Linked DNA regions of Mus musculus: region 2 is linked to region 1. Evidence: chromatin loops called from intact Hi-C (ENCODE). Cell type or tissue: left cerebral cortex. All regions are shown on one strand.

What was found. Hi-C counts contacts between places; a loop is a spot of excess contacts. Peaks named below come from ENCODE experiments on the same cell type or tissue, not always from the same donor. Only the 100,000 strongest peaks of a DNase experiment are listed, where the experiment ranks them.
Region 2: a loop joins it to region 1, with 2.4 times the contacts of the local background. A loop is called at or near these places in 2 of 42 quality-filtered maps.

Annotation. Positions count from the first base shown.
Region 1 is chr1:77,892,188-77,900,187 of GRCm38, forward strand. Gm33083 (a long non-coding RNA gene) reads right to left here and starts at 4,111. Exons shown (of 5, transcript XR_373562.2): 1 at 3,919-4,111. The region is part of intron 3 of Gm33030 (a long non-coding RNA gene); the gene reads left to right. It overlaps Gm26263 (a small nuclear RNA gene), which reads right to left and starts at 6,259; the gene lies at 6,096-6,259. In left cerebral cortex, a CTCF peak has its summit at 4,257; a DNase peak (open chromatin) is centred at 4,230; H3K27ac peaks cover 839 bases.
Region 2 is chr1:77,584,999-77,592,998 of GRCm38, forward strand. It overlaps Gm32793 (a long non-coding RNA gene), which reads left to right. Exons shown (of 6, transcript XR_865558.1): 4 at 917-1,010. Among named protein-coding and RNA genes, the nearest start is that of Gm32974, 14 kb to the right of the region's middle. In left cerebral cortex, a CTCF peak has its summit at 4,634 (motif pointing left); no DNase peak of the experiment used is centred here.

The DNA of each region.
Region 1 (8,000 bases):
AATAGAATGATTTGTCAAGAATGTGTTACAATTATGAATATGCAGACAATAAACATTGACAATCTCACTCTTACCAAAAACAAAAAAACAAAAAAAAAACATTATTGAACACCAAAGGTCAGACAAGTCTCAATATAATAATAGTATATGATTTCAACATCTCATACTCATATCTACATAATCCATCCAAACTAAAAATTAAAAAAGTAAAACTCAGAATTAAAATACACTATGGAACAAATAGATGTGATACATAGCTATAGAAGATTCCATCTGAAAGAAATAAAACATGCATTTTTTTTTCTTAGCTTCCCATGGAATCTACTCTAAACAGACTATGTTTCTAGGTCACAAATCAAACCTTACTAAATGCAAAATTTCCAAAGAGGTTCTTATATATTATCATTTTATGCTATTTATTATAGCTCTCTAGAAGCTAATAGCTAAATAAATAAATAAATAAATAAATAGCCAGATGAAACTGAAGAATATACTCTTGAATGGCTAGTCAGTCACTGAAGAAATCAGGGAGGAAAGAAAGAGACTGTTAAACACAAATAAAAATAAAAACATAACTTACCAGCCTTGTTGAGATACAGCTAGGGCAAGTCTAAAGGGAATACTTATAGATATGAATGTTTATAGTTAAAGAAACAGAAAGATCTTAAATAAATAACCTCATGATGCACCACAAAGTCCTAGACAATCAAGACTAAACCCAACCCTAAATCAGTGTAGGACAAGAAATAAGAATGAGGGAGAAATTAAAAAGATGAAGACTAGAGAACAATTCTTCAGTCAATCAGAAGCAAACAACAAAATTGTTCTTTAAAAAATAATAATAAAATAAAAATTGACAATCTCGTAGCCAAATTAACCAAAAGAAAGACAGGATACAAATTTACAAAGGGAAGGGATACTACAGATCCCAATGAAATCCAAATAACCATTAAGGAGTACTTTAAACGCTTCTATTCCAAGTAACTGAAAAATACTGAAGAAATTGAGTTCCTAGAGACACAAATGACCTACCAACATTAAATCGAAAGAATATAGGAACAATATAAAGAAATTTATAACAATCAACATGGATTGAAGCAGTCATAAAAAAAATACGTAGCTTAGCTGGGTAGACTGCCCAGCATGTCCGAAGCCTAGGTTTGATTCCCAGCACTGTATAAGCCTGCGGTGACAGCTCATGTCTTTAATTCCAGCTGTTGGGAGATAGAGGCAAGAGAGTCATATATCAAAGTCATTCTCAGCTACTCTGTGAGTTTGATGTCAGCCTGGACTACCCCATAAAAGCCCTGAATTAGCGAGAAATAAAACGCTATATCTAACAAACCTATAGCCAACCTTATCATAAATGTGAAAAAAAAAAGTGAAACCATTTCCTCTAAAATCTCGAATGAGTTTGGTTGATTTTAATTAGTAACTAGTAAGTAGTAAGGCAGCTTCATCGACACTCATTGGAAGCGGGTAGGGGAAAGAAAGGGATGGGAGCCGAGCTTCCGAAGCTCATGGGAACCTGAGCGTCCCTGGTGAGCGCATACCCAAGGGCAAGCCCTCACACATTGCTGAAATTAATCTAGACCTGCAAGGTAAAAATGATGTAATGATGTAACCCTTCAGTCAGGGAAGAGCCTCTAGTCTCTGCTGCAGCTCAGCATTAACCTTGGGCCACTCCTAACTTTGGAGGTATTTGGCAGAGCAAGAGGTTCCTGTGAGTTTTCACAGATTCTGAAGTTATTGAGACACCAGGAAGCCAAATTCAAGTCATTGTCTATGCTTCTGCCCTAAATGAAAGACGACCCAGACCATTCACACTGAAAAAAAAAAATCCTGCACACATAGATCCAATGAGCAAGGAAATTCAAATAAAAGTAGAAATCCCGTAACCTTCTATAAAACATGCAAATGTTTATTACAATGCTTTCAACGTACTCCCAAACAGAATTATGAGCAAAATACAAAGAACTGCCTTTCTCAATGTTCCAGAAAGCACCAAGATTGAAGTTGCTAAAATTTATATTTCCCTTCTTTGTTTCATGATATCAACTGTACAGATAAAAGGCAGACTAGACATGTAGGTCAAATATATGCATTTTTTAAAATTAATAAATAATAGTAGGTGCTTCTTTTGTATTTTATTATAATAAAATCTACTGTTTCATCAATCTCATTCAGGAAGGTTTTAACCTGTTTTGCAAAGCCCTCTCAAACATTCAGCACTTTGTGAAGAAAACTCGGTGCGGACAGTTGTCACTGTTTCTAGCCCCATCGGATATACAATTCTCTATAGAAATTATTGTAATAGTAGCTCGATGGTAATATCATTTCACACAAAGGGTAGGACTTCGTCTCCTGTGCTTCTATCCCCACCTCAATGGGAACCTGGAAGTATGATATGTCCAAATATATCAGTGAACACAGAAAAAAAAAACAACATATTTTCCTAATCAGGGTAAAATTTCTTAGCAATGTCATTGTCAAAGTTCAGGATCCTAGGAAAAAGGAGAATGCTATTACCTAGCATTTCCATGTAACTTTATATTTGTCATGTTAAAAATAAAAATGCAAATTGCTAAAGAAGGAAGACAAAGAGGTAAAGCGATGTGCCTGACATATATACCTGTAAGAATTGTTTAACTTGAAAAAAGTAAAAGATTTTAATAATGTAAAAAAATACTCGAACGGCTGGAATCACAGAGCCAATGAAGCGGTTACTTCTCCATCAGTTTGTTAAGTTGCTTGGCTGATAGATGAAGCAAAAAGACCAGGACTCTGACTATATAGATTGTGATGTTTGTAAGAAGGGACTATGTCAGACCATTATTTTAAAATATACTCACCTAAATTAAAAGCCTTCTAAGCTTTTATTTGGTACTAGATTCCAAGACTGGATACTATATATCTTTGTTCTTTATAGTTACTGAAGTGCCCAACCATGATGAAAGGCTTCCTTTATTTTTAATCTACTATTTCCATAATGAGAGCAATGGATAATTGACTCAATAAGGTCAGAAAATAAATAAATCAAACACTTGGTTCATGTGTTTCTAAAGGAATACAACAAACAAACTCTTGGTCAAACAACACTATCAGTTTTTCCTTGCCTTGTTCATTCATGTCTTTGCTTAAAGCAAAAGGCTCAGCCAGCTACAGTTTTCTGCTTTTCATAAAAGGCATTACATGTTATGTAAGAATGTGTTAAGAACTGAATTAAAAGCAGATTAATACATTTGTGAATTGAATAAAATGGGTACAGATATTTCTGTATCACTCGGGAGAGAGAAGGTTCTTCCTGTTTTACTGAATTATTTTCCTTTTTAATTGCCACAGATACCTGTATTCTGACAGCACCAATGAGTGTCGTACTGAAGTCCCCATACATTCATGAATTAAAAAAAAAAAAATGGTCCAAGAGAAAGACCTGGGTTTTCGTCCTGTGATGCTGCCAAAGATTCATTGTTGTGTGACCATAGTGATCCATTTGATCATGATTCTGCTTTGCACCAGCCAAGCGATGGCCTCATAGTCGAAACTTCTAACCTGTCATTTCTCCTAATGACTAAAATCTCCACAAATCCCATCTCTCCCCATCTCCAAAGAGGCAAACTATCCCTCTTCTTTGTCTGTTTTTGTGAATCATGTGTCAGCATTTCTTACATTAACTCACTATAATGCATATAATTTTGTTAGAGACTGACTAAAACATAAAATCAAATCAATTAAGAATGTATGATATTCTACTGTAGGAAACAGCATCTTCTAAGAACTAACGTCTTTAGATTACCATAAATAAATCATTGAGGATACTTGTGCATAGATCTTTAACCATATCTCTCATTTTTCTCTAGGTTAGAACTCAGAAAAAATGTTTCTATCAGATCAAGGGGTGATAAAAATCATACTTACATAATTATAATTTCTCATCTTCCAAGAAGTTAAACACCCACCGCATATGGCCATTGCCTTGTGCATTGCTCCTATAAAATAGCTATTTACATCCTCTGCCTATTTTTCAGTTGCCTTAAGTTTTTGCCGTCTCATTAAATTGCATGTATAATTCGTAATTTAAAAAGTGGTTTGGAGAAAGGCAGTTAACAAATGTGTCATCAGCATCATTTACTTATTTCTGTAAACCTTCCCACTGAAAGCCCTTCTTAAAGCATCTAAAATTTTCCATTAATGTGCTGGGTAGAGAATCAGACAAGACGCCTCAATTACCCAAAGGCAGTGTTGGGCTGCCACCTAGTATTTATGTGTGGAACTGCCCGAATTATGCATTGAGTGCGTTCTCATATTTATGACATATGGAATTCTGTAATCATAAGAATGTCACCTTATGTACCAAAGCATTGACATAAGCTCAAAGCTAATATCAATGAATGCAAGAGCCAAGGTTCCCACCCACTCACAGCAAGGTATGTTGTATATAGCCTCCACACTTAACACTTGTTCACCTTGACTGAATAACAGAATGATAGACTGAGCACCAAGAAAGCCTGGGTCCTTATGAACTTACCTCCATGTGCCCAGGACTTGGTTTCTGTAATCTAAGGAGTCACAAAGAGACACTGTCCTGTCACTCATGCCCGGCCCCTTGCCCCAGATGATGCATGGCAATGGCGCACTGCATTTTGTCCTGGGACCACCATACTTGTGTCAGGCCAATGGGTTTTCCTCCTAGCGCTGTACCTTCTTGTCACTTTTCTCTCCTTCACACATGAAGATGCAATCCTTCCCTTGGTGGAAAGGCTTGGCCACCAACCCTCAAAACTGTGGTCCGACAGAGAACCTTGGTGGAAGAAGGGTTGCAGAGTGGTGGACACTGATGACAGTGACAATTGCCAGTGTCCCCTCATCACACAGCATCTGCCCATACGAACAAGGACTACTCCCAGTACCTCCTCATCCTCCCAGTGTTTCCCCAGGCCCTTCTGGCTCTTATATGACCTTCCTTATAAATTTCCCCCAAATTCAGCCCATTGTTGCTCACCTTTTTCCATATCTTGCCCTAAATTGAATTACATATATACTCCTTTAAGACTCTTGGTGCTTTTGACAGAATTTCTTTAGCCTAATATAATCCCACATGAGGTAAAAACAAAAACTTCTTCCCTTTCTGTTAGACATTGATCCTGCTTGTCCTTTCCTTCCTATCAACAGGGGATCATTCAGGAGTGATAGGATTATGACAGTCCTATTTCTTTGATCCTTCATAGTCTAAGTCTACATCTTCTCTGCTATGCTCTACGAGTATCTTTTTTTGTATATGCCCTGACTGGACAGTGTGTTGGTAAGCTGAGTCTATGTAACAGACAAGTCTCATCTTGAGCATGAGCCTCACTGATGAAGTCCTGACACCCACTTGGGTACTCTAGACCCCTCAGTGTGATCCAGAGCTGCCTCTTAATGCTTCCTTACTACCCTGTCCCACCAGGAAGCCTGTGCTCTGCCTATCCTTTTATCTGGGTCCTCAGAACTTGTTCTGTAAAGCCACACCTACTGGGCAAGGTGAAGAAGGGTATGCATGCCATCTGAGGTTTGGGATTTTTTTTCCTAATGCAAATCTTACAGCCCATTTCATACATTAGATCAGAATCTGTCTTAATAAGATCCTGGGAAATTCACACGTGCTTGAAAGTTGGGAAATACTGAATGCAAACCTGCTCCACATTCTCTGCCATTGCACCTATTCATTCCCTTAAATACAATTTGCAATCTAAATTGGTTTTGTTTATTTTCTCTTTTTCTTTGTATTGCTCCTTTGTCACGCTGGAGAGTGAGCATTGGGGCAGCCAAGATCTTGGCATACAGTGTCATGTTTCTCAGGAGGCACCCAGTCACTCTGTCATTGCTTATTGCATTGAGTTCTGAATCCATTTCCTCTTGTTCCTCTTTGGTGTGACACAGCCCCCATCCATCTTGCATTCGCTCCTTTCTGGATCTTGTTCATTCATCAAATGACAATTTTTTAAAACAACAACTTTTTCTTAGTGTTTCAATCACACTGCATCTCTCTGCCTTCCAGGAAGCTATAGGATCTACTCAGACAACTAATCACAGTATCACTTCAAAGATCCCCCCACTTGGGGAGAGCATGAATGCAAACTCCCACTACCATAAGTTATTCAGTCATGTTTCTCACATTTGAGAAAGTTTCAGGGGTCAGCACATCTGGATTGCAATGGATAAGCCTTGCCCTGGGAAAATCATCTTCTTGATCATGTTATCTCCTCTGCCAGGTAAGGTTTCATTTGTCTATCTATGTATCTATGCATCTATCTTTCTATCTATGTATCTATATATGTATCTATGTATCTATGTATATATGTATCTATGTATGTATCTATCTATCTATCTATCTATCTATCTATCTATCTATCTATCTATCTATCTATCTACCTATCTCTCACCTATCTACCTATCTTCTATCTATCATCTATCTATCTATCTATCTATCTATCTATCTATCTATCTATCTATCTATCATCTATCTACCTATCTTCCACCTATCTATCTACCTATCTCATATCTATCTATCTATCTATCTATCTATCTATCTATCTATCTATCTATCTAGTTAGTTTTCTAAGACAGACTTTCCCTGTATAACCCTGGCTCTCCTGGAACTAGCCCTGTAGACCAGGCTGACCTCAAACTTAGGGATCCATCAGCTATCTAAGATTTTTGTGTGTGTGTGACTATCTGGTCTCTCCAACCAAAATATGACATTCATGAAGGCAGCATCTGGAGTTTTTCTATTTCCCAGTTTTTCTATTAGGCTGGCTGGTACATTCATTCTTTAGAAAAGGAACAACCTACTCCCCCTCAACCCCCATTCACAGAAAAAGACTACACATTTAAAGTTATAGAAACTACTTTTGGGGGCAAAAGTATTCTATAAGAGTTCTTTCAAATGAATGGGTTCAGTGGGTATCATAATAAGCCAGAATGTGATTTCCTGTTGTAATTGGATAATTACTTTTTCCCAGTTTATTAATGTAAATGTTTTCTCTATTTGGTCTCGTGTAAGTGTGTGGGTATTTCATTCTGGATGTCGCCCACAAGACAGGAAAGAGGGTGGGAATCCATAATAGATCTGGATAATTGGCACAGGGTGCTTTTATTCTAAGGACTGGACATTTTCTAAGCTGGTACAGTGTTGATACCTATGGCTTTGTGTAATTCTTCAACGTGGCTCTCACAGGAAGCCAAAATATGCTTTCCTGTTGTAATGGAATAATTTTGTGCTTAGAAAACATTCCATTAGAAAGGACTAAGCAGGAGGTCCTGGCTTCTGCTTTGATTTAGCATAGAGATGATTTGAACAATGATATGCTAGGCGACCCCTATTTTGAGAAACCCTGATTTTTTTTTCATGTCAGTTAGAGCTGGAAATCCTAGACACTTGTCTCCATCCCTGGCCATTTTCACATTCACTATTTGTTGCACACATACCAAGTGGGCTGCTTAGTCAATCCATCCATCTTGATAAAATGCCTAAAAAACACCCTGAAGAATTACAGAAAGTGATAGGCGCCAGCTTAGAAAATGTCCAATCCTTAGAATAAACACACCTTTTGCCAATTACCCAACTCTATTACCAATTCTCACCCTCTTTCCTGGCTGGCGGGTGACATTCAGAATGAAGTAGCCACATGCTTACCTGGGACCAAATAGAGAAAACCTTTACATTTATAAACTTGGAAAATGTTGTCATGAATATTCAGTAAAATATTTCTAAAACTGAGACGCAGCATGAACAAGAATCCTCAAGGACACACAGGTGGCAGGTGAGAGTGGCACAAAACAAAACAAATATTCAGGAAACAAACACAGTCACTTGACCCTTGTTTCCTATGGGTTTGATGTATAGCACAGGTGTGGACATTTCCACTCCTTACTAAGTTCACCCTGCAACGTGAAGAGAGATAAGCAGTGGGCTGTTTTGTGTGGACCTTAAACTTAAACTTGAAAAGGAAAATTGAGTC
Region 2 (8,000 bases), 310 kb before region 1:
GGCCTTCCTCTCTGTCCAGTCTTTCCCCAGGGTGGGGTACAGGCAGCCTCTCACAAGAACAGAGTATGGGTGCAGTTCCTAGCATGGGCGAGCATGGCTACTAGTACTGATTTTGCCTTCATGTGGTCAGTTAGGGAGGTAGAGCCTGTAGGCCAAGTTCACCTTGGTATAGTCTCCTGCATGAGTTGTTGGGTGTTAGTGTAGAGCTGGGCTTTATACGGGTCCTTGTGTGGGCATGATATAGGGTTCTCTCTCTCCCCTCTGTCTCTGACTCTGTCTCTCTCTGTCTCTCTCTCTGTCTCTCTCTCCCCTCTGTCTCTCTCTCTCTCTTTCTGTATATCTTTGTTTCTGTCTCTGTCTCTCTATTTCTGTGATCCATACCAGTCTAGAGCATAGAACAGAGTTTCACCTTATGGGACACTGCACAGCTCTGATTCAAAGTTTTACTCCTCTATCCACACATATTGTTTTAGGTCAGATCTCAGACTAAAACGCTGTGATACCTGCTCTGTCTCCCTAGCCATTTTGTGTATATATGGGAAGAGGGGGCTGGGAGATTTTTGAGCATCAGATCAATGGGAATCTCTTGAAAGTGGCTTCTTGCCAAGGCTCTGGTTGAGAAAAGGTTTACCCAGCAGGGCTTCTTCCTCTGCTGGCTCAGTCTCCTCCTTAAAATGATCGGAAACTGCAAGAATCTTATGCATTTTTCTCATTGTCTCAGCAATGGCTCTTCTGAGTCAGAGGCACTCAGGCCATTGTCTGAGGAGAGCATCCCCAAATGGGGGTGGAGCCCTCAGAACAGACTCTAGATTACCTTGCTGTGTTTTCTGAAGTTTTCTTCCTTTTCTCCTCTCTTTCTTCCTTGCTCCGTGTCTGCCTTTTCTCTGTCTCACTGACTACTGTTTTCCACCATCAGCCACGGTGAAGGATGATTGCTTTCCCAGAACCCCAGTTCACCTCCTGAGATTCTAGCAGTCCAGGAGTGTCATCTGCTGTCTTCTCCAGATTTAGTAAGTATTTTCTACTTGTTCTGCTTTTCTAGAGAATCCTGCCCAATACAAACAGGCACCGTGATATCCTTATAGATAACCACATAGAGCAGCGGTTCTCAACCTGGGGTGGCAACTTTCAGGGAAACACATACTTCCGATGGTCTGAGGAACCCGCAACCATAAATCTATTTTCATTACTATTTCATAATGGTAATTTTGCTACTGAGAATTGTCTCAGTTCCTAAGATCATCGGTAATATATGTTCTCTGATGGTCGCGACCCACAGGTTGAGAACCACTGATATAGCGTGATCCTATGAATACATAATTTATTTCTGCCTGAACATCTCTGCTAGGAGTGTCTGGAAACTCTCAAACATCTCAAACAAGCAACCAACTTTTCAATGCATGAGCCCTATTAAGGAACGCATCATATCCAAGACTTAACAGTGGTTAGCTTATACACGATAGAGTTATTTCTCATAGCTCTTGCTACTGGGTATGCTGTCAGGAGTGCTATCCAAGAAGGACACAGTCTAACCTTTTACTCATTGCTGCATCCTCTGAAGTGGATGAGTCCTGCATCCTCAAGTGGAGGAAGGGAGGAAAAAGCAAGAGAGTCCTACATTCCATTTATGTGAATAAAGATACATCCTTTTTTTCAAATAAACATTTATTTATAGGCACTGATATTGACATTTCATGTTTACTGCATATATCAACACACAAGAAAAACTATTATCTTATAGTCCCCCTTTTCTACGATGGAATTTTATCTGGCTGAACTTATATGGTTCTGTGCATATTGCCACATTCTATGTGATTTCACATCTACAAATGCCTTATTTGTGTATGGAAAACATCATTTCCTTGGAGTTTACAGTAAAGACACAGCTTAATCACTTGCCAAAAGGCAAGACACTGGGAATTAGGTTTGACATGTTGTTGTTGTTGATGTTGCTAATATTTTTACTTAGCCTACAGGATAATGGGTTTCAGTATGATACATAAATAGTATCGTACCTTGATGTACTAAATGTCTTACTGTTCTTCCCACATCATTCCATTTCTGTCCTCACCTCAAATAACCCCCTTTCTGCGTTCATAGCATATGTACATAGACATATTTAAATCTAGATTCTCAATGAGGAGAGTTGTATTTTTTCTCTCTTTTCTTCTAGCATCATCCTCTTCCTCTTCTCTTTAGGTATTATCCTTCCCTCATAGTATCCTTTCTGTTTTCATTGTATATGAATATATACACATATACAGGTGTGTGCATACATACACATTTTTCTATTCATATTTAAATCAAATTCTTCATACAATAGAAAGTATGATACTTGTCTCCATAGGTCTGGTTTATTTCAATCATGATCTCAATTTCCATGCACTTCCTTCCAAACGACATAATTTTGATTTGTCATAGCTGAGTAAAATGCCATTCAAATAGCTGAGACCTGGAACCAGCCTAGACCATCAAGGTATGAACACTAATTTTGGAGGAAGTATTATCATTCAAATTGTAGTATATTTCTAACAGCTTCTTACAATGGTAATAGCTTTTCTTAGTGTGTGTACATGGGTGTCTGTGAGTGTGGGCACACATGTGCCATACTGGAAGTCATAAGATGACCTTCCGGTCTTGGTTCTTTCCTTTCACCATGGATTCTGGAGATCAAGGTCAAGTCATGCACCAGGTTTGCAGAGCATTCCTTATTCTACCAATTCATCTTACCCACCCACCAATGGTAACACATCTTACAATTACAGTACTTTATTAAGACTGGATATTAATGTCAATACAATCTTCCGATCTTACATGAGTTTCTCTATTTCTCTCAATATTGACTTGAGTTTGTGTGTGTCTGTATTCATGTCTATGTATCTTTTATTGCCTTCAAGCTTGTGTGTCTACTACCACACCAATGGGAGATTCATTTGAAATTATCAGCAATGTAGTTTTGAATAGCTGCATGGTGTTTTACAAAAGAGGCTTTCAAATGAGCCACTAAGTTCCTTTAATCACTTGTCTTCTATGTTGTTGTAATTTATCACCTAGGGCCTCCATGTTTGTAAGCCAGCAGTAAAACAGTTATCTAACTTTAAATAAAGGACTTACACTTCTCTTTGAAATCTAGGCTGTGAACCTCATTTCATGTAGTTATCATGAAACTTAAGGAAATATTATGTAAAATAAGCCACACAATTTGCCATGAAGATGCTCAAGAAATGGATGCTGTTACCATAGAGATGATAACCCGGGGTGTTGATGGTAGATGAATCTTAACAACTGCAAGAAAGCATGAAAGAATTATAAAGCAAATTAACAATAATGAATGGAGAAAAGGCATTTCTGATATAAATACTTTCACTAGATATCAAATACCAATTTCACCCCAGCCAGGAAAGAGTTTAAAACAGATAGTGTGTATCTCCACCAAGAGAGTATAATGTTAACAAGCAGTCAGGGGCATTTTTTCCCCAAATCTAAGTATTACACAGAAATTACAAGTCTTATCATATTTTTGAGTTAATTAGGAATCAGATATAATCAGCGATGTTATATACTAAACAATAGTACTTAAAAAAATAATAAACGGTTTCAACCAAAGCTGAGAGAAATGGCTGTCTCTGAAGTCGGGTTTCTATGTTCATCTTGGCAACCACATTTTAAGAGGATATGGAGGAATGATGTCCCTTCAGACCTGGAGCATCTAATAAACATAGCTCTGTTCTCAATGAATCAGGAAGTTTGTGCACCACACCCTGAAAAAGATAGCTCTGGCCACCCTCCATCACAGCACCTGCTTCCTTCCTCTCAGTGTCGGCCACGCCCTTTGTGCAGGAAAGCATGGCAGGCGTTTGATCAGGAACCTTCTTTCTTGAGTCTCTCATGTCTATCAGACCACAGTCACATGATGTTGACTGGGTGGTGGCTTTAAACATTTGTTTTAACTCTGTGCTTGCTAAAACATAGAGTCATTTTCAGGATATTGGGATGTAGAGTATTTTCTCAGATGTGGTCAGCTCCTCAAAATTACTGCATATTGAGAAGAACACAACAATAGCAACAAAAAACCAAAGCCACACACTTTGGCAGTATGCAACATTTCCCAGTGAAACAATTCCAGGAGTCTTAGTGAATATAAAACATGGCCTAGTTAGGAGCCCAGGTATCTGCATGTGGAACCTATTTCCTTCCCTCTATTTTGAGCAATTTAAGAAGCTCATTACATACATGCCTCAGATATGGAGAAATGAAGAGATCCCTAGAAGTAAACTTTCAAATGTTCCAGTCTGGGCTGGACCAGACACCCTCAGGCCTTCCTGGAGTCTGAACTGTACAGTATTTGGTAGGGTTTAAGACATTCTGAACCCATGGGATGTTTAAGTCCAAGAGCTTTAAGTAGAAAGAACTCCCACAGTGAAGGGTATCTGCTTTCGTTGTGATGGCTTACGTGGCCTTTCTCAACCTTAGCACCATTGGAAGTTTGGATCTCATAGTCTCCTGCTGCGGTGACATATTGTATACCACAGGATATGTAGGGGCACCTCTAGCTTCTACTCTCTAATCCATAATAGCACAAATCCCATATTGTGACAACCACAAGTGTCTCCAAACACTGTCAGGTGCCCCCTTGTGGAATGAAGTGAAATCACACTACTAAGAAAATAACCTGCCCCATTCCAATTCTGTTGGATGTAAATTTGTTCATTCTGGGAGTTTCTGTTGAGTACTGGGTATGTACCAAGGTTTTGGGGGAAAGAGGATTCATCTTTGGCCTTATTTAACTGTCTTCTCCCAGACAGGCTTGAATATTCCCCAACAATGACCTTGAATTCAGAAAACCTAGTTTGACCACACAGACTTTGAACTGTTATTTCTTCCAAGAAGAATTAGCTATATCTTAGGCAAACAAGCATTTCTTTACAAGCCTCTCAGTTTCTACTTCAAAAAATGACTACTGTGTCCAGACTTGACCCTCAGAGCAAATGCCAACAGCCCCATGAAATTTGTTTTCTCTCTTAGTAATGGGCTCCCGCATCCTGTCTCCATGGCATCTGTAAGTTCAAAGGTATTTATTTCACAGCAAATATTAAGGCCTGAACAGCTTAATCTCGACAGAAGGCAGAATCTCTAGGGAAAATTCAGAGTTTAAACAAAAATAAGTCACTAATGCCATTACCCAGAACTTCTGGATTTTTTTTTTTCAGATCCAGTCCCTCATATGATTGTTAGATTTAGAATATCAGGTCAAACAATCATTTTTAAATAAAGACGACCTTTCACTTCCACTATCTAAATTGGATGGTTAAGGTGGTGGTCGTCTAAATGCCACAACCTCACAGGAAAACATTTCAATAGATTCTTTTCCCACAAAAGCGTCAGAAATCTAGGACACAAAGGATGCTAAGATTTAGGGAGGGACTTTAGTGGAATGGGAAGCAAAGAGACATCTGTGTACAGTGGTCTCTCTCACATTCTCTATGGTATGGGCTGTTTTCATGTGAGAATCTCTTTGAGCCACCCCATATTTAACAGCTGTATGAAAACGTTACCAGGAGAAATGGGCAGGCAGCTCTAGGTTGTAATGAGGAACTGAATTAAGAAGGGAGAGCGTAGAAAACTCAGCAGGATGCATGGAACCCTGCATCTCCTTTCTTTTGAGATGGTCTTTTATGTCACTTCCTTTTTATTTCACTAAGGCTTAAAGATGAGATTCTCTGAGTCTCAGTTTCCTTCTGTTGATGTAGGCTAGACAAAGTTAAGTCCTCTAAGACATCTCCCAGCACTCATTCTATGCGTATCTAGGGCTAGCTACTCTCACCCTACCGGGCATTTATAATCTCACACACATGTACTGAGTGTACATGTACCACAGGTTTCTACCTACCAGAAAATGACAAGCTAACTCTAGGGAGGCACTGAAGAGAGGCCATCACTGGCCAGACAGAATTTTAGAGAACTAAGCTTCGAATGACTTAAGAAATTAAGCATGGAAAGGGATAAAGTAGATAGGGATAAAGTACGGTAGAGTCCACCGTAGCAAGTACAGAGTGCTAGCAAGTCACATCGCATCTGCAGTCAGGAAGTGGAGATCAATGAATGCATGCTAGCACTTTCGTTTGCTTTCTCCATTTTATACATCCCAGGATCTTCTGTCCAAGAAATGGTCCCACCAACAACTAAGATGGGACATCTCATATCAGTCAACATAATCAGCATCACCCTTGCAGGCATGAGCAGAGGTCTCCCCAAGTGACTTCACAGGTTGTAAGAATGAATGCAGGTCAATGGTAGTAAAACTTTCTCAGAAATCTTGGTTTATATTTTGTCTGCTCAGAGAATTCTTAGTTGAAACTGCTATTTTGTGCTTACACACAGGAACTCTTTTGTTGTTGTTGTTGTTATTTGCTTTGTTTGTTTGTTTGCAAGTGAGCGGAGAGTCTCATGCATGCCAGGCAAGCCTTCCACACTGAACTCCATGCCCCCTTTTACTTTCTGTTTTGAAACAAGGTGTTGCTAAATTAACTAGACCAGCCTTGTATTTGCACCCCTCCTGCCTTCGTCTCCTAAGTAGTTGGGATCACAGGCTGGTACCCTCCCCTCCCCTAGGCCCAGTTTTATTTAGTATTGACTTAAAATATGTTTTCAGGAAAGGAAAGTAGATGTTTCTTGTTTTTAGACAGGAGAGCAAGCACTGACCACATTAGGAGAAAAAGTTAATGGCATTCTAGTTTCCCCATTGATATAAATGAGTCTTATTTGAATGTAGACTTCATGAAAAGTCTTTTAATAATTTATCTATTAATATTATTTTTCATGTCCAGAAAATGTTGTTAGTAAACATGTATGCTTCTTGAAGAGTATAAACTTGACCAAGAGAGAGGAATTTGGAGATGAAGAAGTAGACCATACACTTAATGCACACCTGCAACATAGTTGCTATAGATCCCCCAACCTGTGTCCAGGGCTCCTTTAAACATCCTTAGAATCCTTCTCAACTCAAACAGCCATGACCACTCAATTAGCCTGGGCACCAGAGAGAAAATCTATTTCCCATTATGGGGCACAGAATTTATGTGATTAGGTGACAAGAAATCATAGATAACTGAATGGAAAAGATTTCTGAATACTCACCAGGCAGGTGGTCTAAAGGGTCTGAACTGAAAAACGCCTTCGACATAAATTTTACAAACGAGAAAGCTAAGTTTCACAAGGCTGTTCCCTGACAAACTCGAATATAATTGACGGCAACCATAAATAGCACGTTTCAATGGCATCACTGCGAATACCATCCCACCCATCAATCAGGAGCATGCATCTGCATTTTAAAATATGCCCATAATTACTTATTATTCGAGTTTACTGTTGGAGAAGCACTCGTGGTCCTATATACTCTGAATAATGGCATCTCCTTTATATATTGTTAGCTGATTTGCCTGATGTAGACCGCAAGATTCTAGCATGACATTTCCCTCTATTCTCATTACTGGCTATTCACAGCATCCATAGATGTGACAGAAGCCCCAACTACGATGCCCTGGATCACTGCCAGGCCTCAGTCACCACAACCATGTTCACAGCAGTTCTCTCTACCTAAGTTAGATGCATGCTAAAATGGAGACTAGGATTCCAAAGTAATTGCCTCGCAGGACATAGAAACAAAGGCAACACAACACAAGGTGGACAGGGAAAGCTTTCATGAACCTTGAAATTGAATTTGAAGTCAATGATATAGCTGGGAAATGACAGCCTTGAGTGACTCTGGGTCACTCACTGCAGAGAAAGGGGCCTTATTTCAAAGAAATTGCCCTGTCTTGCCAGATAAAAAGGAGACGTGGGCACACAAAGAGAAGACCTGCTGCTGCAGAGTGCCATGGAGGGACAGCTGGTTACCCAATCAGCGGTGGACAGGATGTGGAAGACCGTGGATTTTTTTCCATCACTGGGCCAGAAGTGTTCTTTCTTTTGATGAAATGTTGAAAAATAGGCTGGCTCCA